Linked DNA regions of Homo sapiens: region 1 is linked to region 2. Evidence: chromatin contacts called from ENCODE Hi-C data. All regions are on one chromosome and are shown on one strand. Each heading gives the region's core, a stretch centred on a gene start or an enhancer-like site at or near the end of the contact. The rest is flanking DNA. Distances are from core to core; before and after follow the strand shown.

Region 1 (2,741 bases), core at 36-2,535, 730 kb after region 2:
TCAAAACAGATGAACTGTGTAAACTGGGTAAATCCCAATCTATCCTTAAAACAGCCCTGAGGGGAGATGCTACCGTTAGATATACTTTACAGACAGGAAAAGAGGCTCAGAGAAGTCAAGTCACTTCTCTGAATCCACAGTCAGGAAAGGACCCCGGATTCTGCTCCAGAGGAAGGAGAGGTTTAGACAGGAGTGGCCCCGGACCTGTTCTGTTATAGAAGGTGGCATCTTTCTGATAAATGCGGGGGTCCTTCTTCTTCAACAAGGAGAGCGTTTTGTAAAAGTCCCGCTCCTGCTGGGGATCAAATTCCTAGGGCAGGAAAAGGGTTGGGGATAGATTTCAGAAGGGAGATAATAAGAGCCCTGGCGCCAGCAGGTGAGCTCAGCGTAGGGATTAGGATGGAGGGGGGTGGATCTGGCTGGGGAGGTCAAACAGGTGGTCAAACAGCAGGAGGGAGAGGGGCCCTCTTGGGGTGGGCAGGGGCAGGCCACAGGTAGGTACAGGATATGGGTAGAGGAAGGTGAGGGGCAAGGAGAAGGTAATTCCTGGGGAAGACAAAGACTTGACAAGGGGCAGGTGGGCTGAGGGCACAAGAGAGACAGCGGGGAGGGGCTGGGCCAGGCCGCACAGTGGGGCCAGGATCAGGGCTGATGTGAGAAGTTGGGCGCCCCACGTGGCGCAAGGAGTACACTAAAAAATGGCTAGACTCTTGAGGATGAAAGAGGAAAGGGGGGGTTCTTGGGGGACAGAGTCGCCCCACACATCAGAGTGGGCAGGTGGGGATCGTGGCAGGGGAGAGAAAATAACGGGGATTTGGCTCCCCTGGGGAGAGGGGGGGCACTGTCTGTCCCTCATGGGATGGGGAGCGGAGGATGGGACGCTCCCGCAGGGCGCTCTGGGGTTGGGGGTTCCCCCCCGTCTACATCGGGGTCGGGGTGCAGAGGGGGGCTTGGACGCCTCCGCACGTCCAGGACGGGGCGGGGACGCGCACCACGCGCTCGTCGCTTGAGTCCGACTCGGAGCTGGAGTCGCTGCTGCTGTCTCGGTCCCCGTAGCGATCCTTCACTGCGGGACACAGACGGGATGCCCCCCCCCAGGTCAGCCGGCGGGGCCACTCGACTCCCCACTTCCCAACCGGCCGGCGCGCGCAGGCTCCCGCGCGCATGCGCCCCGCACTCACGCCGCTGCAGTTCCTCGCGCTCCCGGTAGCGGTTGTACCGCGCGGCAAACGCCGCGTTCACCCGCAGCTGCGACGACCCGCGCGGTTCCGGCATGGCGGTTCTGTGGCCCATTGCGCACGCGCATTGAGGAAGCCCTGGACGGGGCGGGGCCGCCCTCAGTCCCGCCCGCATCCACTTGTAAACGAGGCGTACCGCTGCTAACCCCGCCCCTGGCTTTTCCGGGATCCCTTTCGCCTCATCACCGCAGTCACCGCCCACGGCTACGCCCCTGCGGGGAAGGCCGCGGCCACCGCCCACCCGCCCCACCCCCTGTGCTCCGGGCACCCAGCTGACATCTGGGGGCCCTTTCTCCACTCGCGGTTTCCTGCTTCCCTTCCGTTCCGACAGCGAAAACCGCTGCCCCACCCAGCTCACTCACCCTGGCGCCCTGGGAATTACTATTCTCTCCCCTCACCCACCACATCCACGATCCGCGACCCCCGTCCTCATCCCCATCAACATCCGGGATGTGTAACTCTCCATCCCAGACTCAAAAATCAGAAGCCACCCGTGCTGTGATCATGCACAAGTCTTAATTTAATGGGTAAAAACATTAAATTATTACAACATTTTTTCCAATAAAGCATAATAAATAGAATCCATTTCTTTTAAAACGCTGTACAAGAGACTGGAAAACAAGCTTCCAACAGAATATGAATAACTCATAACTCATTCTACCTTCTTATTGATTTGGGACGCTCCCCCCACCCCCCATGCCTGAAGCAACGTGCACACTTCAGGTCTCTGAGCACAGCCGGCCAAGGCCACCAGCTTCTAGGCTCCCTGGAGGTCATGACTTCACTCTTAAATGCTCTGCCCTTGGGTCTCGTCTGAGGCCCCAGCAGCCTGAGGCGCAGAAGAAACTGAACCGTTTAGGTGGCTGTGGCCTGCAGGAGCCCTTCTCTGTCCAACACACCAAAAGGAGTGAGAAAAACAAATGAGAAACGTCCCCCAAACACTCACACCCCCAAAACCAACACCTATAAGCCACAAACTGTGCTCCTCCCCTACTGCAGCAGTGGGCAGGAGAAACAAGAAGAGAAAGTGTTTCTTCCCCTCTCTTCTGATACATAACCCCACGGGGTTCTCTTGCTGGAGAGGGTGACCCCAGATCACAGCGGGGCCACCATGTGGCCCTGCAGGATGTCCACGAGGTCCTGAGCCCCTCTCTGCAGTGCCAGCTCCAAGGGTGTGAGACCCCTGGCGTCCCTGCGATGGAGATCAGATTCAGCTGCCAGAAAGCTGACCACAGCAGTGTGACCCTCTTGAACTGCCAGATGGATTGGAAGTGCCCCGGTGCCATCAGGCACGTTGACATCAGCCCCGTGCTCCACTAGGACCTTCAGGGTGTCCAGGAATCCAGTGCGGGCTGCGTCATGGACTGGACTGGTACCGGAGGTGTCCTGGACATTGGGGCTGGCACCTTGCTTCAGCAGCTCCAGGGCGATGGCGGTGCTGCCAAACATCATGACCTGTGTGAGGGACAGAGGATCAGGAGGTCCTCAAGGGAGGAGGTTCCA
Region 2 (2,821 bases), core at 288-2,787:
AACTTTTTTTGTTTTTTGAGATGGAGTCTCGCTCTGTCACCTACGCTGGAGTGCAGTGGTGCGATCTCGGCTCACTGCAACCTCCGCCTTCCAGGTTCAAGTAATTCTCCTGTCTCAACCACCCGAGTAGCTGGAATTAAAGGTGCCCACTATCACGCCTGGCTAATTTTTGTATTTTTAGTAAAGACAGGGTTTCACCATGTTGGCCAGGCTGGTCTCGAACTCCTGACTTCAGGTTATCCACCCACCTCGGCCTTCCAAAGTGCTGGGATTACAGGTGTGAGCCACCGAGCCTGGCTTGAGTGCTTTATGTGGATTAATTTATTTAATGTTCACATCAAACAGAAGGATGTAATTGCTTATCCCCGCTTTGCAGATTGGGAAACCGAAGTACAGAGTAACGTTAAGTAATCAGTTCAAGGTCGCATAGCAAGTGTCAGTCCCAGGCTTTAAACCCAAGTCTGGCTCCAGACTTCTCTTAGCCTTCTACTGCATCCTGCGTCTAATTTGTTGTGGGCAGGTTTCCCTATGAGTTCACTTCACTGAGCCTCATTCTTTTTAACGGTCACATAGGGTTCTATGCTAGGTGAACTGTAGTTGCACCCTTTGCTGTCAGTGTCTTCAACTCCCATATCTACCCACAGTTCCCCAACTCTGGGTCCCCAAATACCTCCCCTGTGTCCCACGGGCTCTGCAGACTCTATTTTAAGTTGGCTAAAACTGAGCCCATCTCCTCCCACCTGCACCTCCTCCGTGTTCTTATATGAATGTCAATGTCGGCACCCACTGGTCACCCAGGATGGAGGAAGGAGCCAGACTGCGAGGGAATAAAGGAAGTAAGCAGGTTCCAAAGGACGTGGAAGGCCTTTGGGTCCAGAGCCTAGGGAAAAGTTGAGCCCTGCAAAAAATAAAAGAGGCTGGGTTAGCTTTGGACATCTGTGGGAAACAGGTGGGAAGAGGGAGGATGGAGGAGCCAAATTTAAGCATCGGGTACTTAGGTGCTCATCTCCAAGGCAACTGCATTGCTATGGCAACAGCAGAGGCAGCACCGCCCCGCCCAAGTACCTCCTGGACCGCCGTTACCTCTGCACCAGCCAGACTCTTCCGCATGGGAGGGCTGGGGGCTTGCGGACCTCCGGGAACAGCTCAGGCAGGCGGGAGTTGCTGCGGCATTAGCCAATCCATAAGCTCTATCCCGCCTGGGTGGGCTCTGCGGCGACGCGCGCCAAGAAGGGGTCGGGAGTTTTTTGGCGCTCGCTAAAGGGCGTTGAGAAGGGCGGGCCCGCGTCGCTTCGGACCACTCAGGAGCCGAGGAGAGCGAGTGGGCGGGGCCAGGCTGAGGCTGGCCGGGGGCGGGGCGCAGGGATAACGTGGGAGGGTCCGCCCAGCCTTTCTTCTACCCAATAGAAGGCCAGAAAGCCAATCCGGACCGTTAGGGAGCCCAATGGGCGTCGCCGCCAGGCCCCGTTGCAGAGCGCGTCTAGCCAATAGGCAGCGGCGGCGGGCGGGCGCGGGCGACAGGCGGCGCAGCTGAGGCGGAGCAGGCGCTGCGGCAGGAGGGAAGATGGCGGACGAGGAGAAGCTGCCGCCCGGCTGGGAGAAGCGCATGAGCCGCAGCTCAGGTGCCGCGGGGGTCGGGGCTGGGGCGGGACTGCGCGGGCCCGCGTAAGCAGGGCTCGAGCTCGCCCCTTGGGCGCGGCGGCAGCGCTGCCTCCCTCCCATGGGGTCCTGGCTCTTCCGCGTCGTCCCCGGGGTAACGGCCCCGGCCCGCCCTGTTGTGGGGACTGCGAGCCTCAGGAGCCGCCGGGAAGCCTGAGGAAGCTGAGGCAGGGGGCTGGGCGGGTGAGGGTCCGGGGAGTCCGGGGCGATGGCCCTGGCCCTGCCGGCCCGGCTGATACCTCTCGGCCTAATGCACCTGACACCCCGGGGGACGTCTCTGCACCTTGCTGGGCCCGGGGGCACCCCTGGGAGGGAGACACCCCAGTACCCTGCAAAGGGCGTAGGGTGTTGCCCGGCCTCGGGTCCACAACCTACCCCTGCTAACACCCCTACTGTGTACACCTAATGCTGAGTCTGCGACATCGCCCGTGACATTCTGCCAGACGATGGCCCCTGTGCTTAGGCCCGATTTAAGGGTTAGCCACAATGATAATATTGCCAGTAACAGGGCATGTTTTTCTCTGTGTCAAGCGCTTTAAGTTCTCTCTGAATTGCCGCAACTCTGGGAGCCAGGTAGTTATTACTTCCACCTTACCAGCAAGGAAACTGAGGTCAGAAAACTGAAGGAACTCGTCCAAGATCATTCATTTCAGGGGCCGGGGGTTGGATTAGGACCTAGGCAGTTTGCCTACAAATCCCCCTCCCCGTGTCACTGCAAACTCCTGAGGAGCAGGCCCAGCATCTGTGGGCAGGTCCCGAGTCACTCTGCTGCCTCTAGAGCCCATAGCAATCGCATTTGCAATAATAATTCTCCTTGGTTGAGTGCCAGGTTCTGGTGAACTGTTTGGATACATGGACTCTCCTCATTAACCCCATGAGGTTTGATCTCCTTATTCTCTATTCCCCATTTTTCAGATGAGAAAACTGAGGTGCAGGGAGATTAGAGCCCATTGCCAAGGTTTTAGAGTGAGTCAGTAGCTCAGCTGCATTTGCACCTGGAACCCGCGCTCTCGCCCACCCTGCTCTAGCCCTGGCCTGTGGCTGGGACCTCCAGCATAAACCGGATGCTCTGCCCAGCTCTGGGCCCATTTCTGCTGTTTCTGCTCAGTTCAACCCTGATGGCTTCCTTTATGGGTGACACTCCATGTCACCCAGGCGAACT

The links. Hi-C counts contacts between places; a loop is a spot of excess contacts on that map. Pooled maps may share reads with other maps.
Region 1: a pooled map shows a loop between it and region 2 (5-fold over the local background). The contact joins the promoter of KRI1 here to the promoter of PIN1 in region 2. A Hi-C loop is called at or near these places in 6 of 50 pooled maps.

Annotation. Positions count from the first base shown.
Region 1 is chr19:10,564,725-10,567,465 of GRCh38, forward strand. It overlaps KRI1 (KRI1 homolog), which reads right to left and starts at 1,286. Exons shown (of 19, transcript NM_023008.5): 1 at 1,182-1,286; 2 at 993-1,066; 3 at 205-310. The coding sequence starts at 1,275. CDKN2D (cyclin dependent kinase inhibitor 2D) reads right to left here. Exons shown (of 2, transcript NM_001800.4): 2 at 1,736-2,693. The coding sequence ends at 2,334. RefSeq lists enhancers at 391-958, 707-756, 959-1,526, 2,475-2,741 and a silencer at 1,027-1,556.
Region 2 is chr19:9,833,781-9,836,601 of GRCh38, forward strand. PIN1 (peptidylprolyl cis/trans isomerase, NIMA-interacting 1) reads left to right here and starts at 1,538. Exons shown (of 4, transcript NM_006221.4): 1 at 1,538-1,622. The coding sequence starts at 1,565. It overlaps PIN1-DT (PIN1 divergent transcript), which reads right to left and starts at 1,235. Exons shown (of 2, transcript NR_183873.1): 1 at 1,084-1,235; 2 at 299-898. RefSeq lists silencers at 1,240-1,579, 1,610-1,829.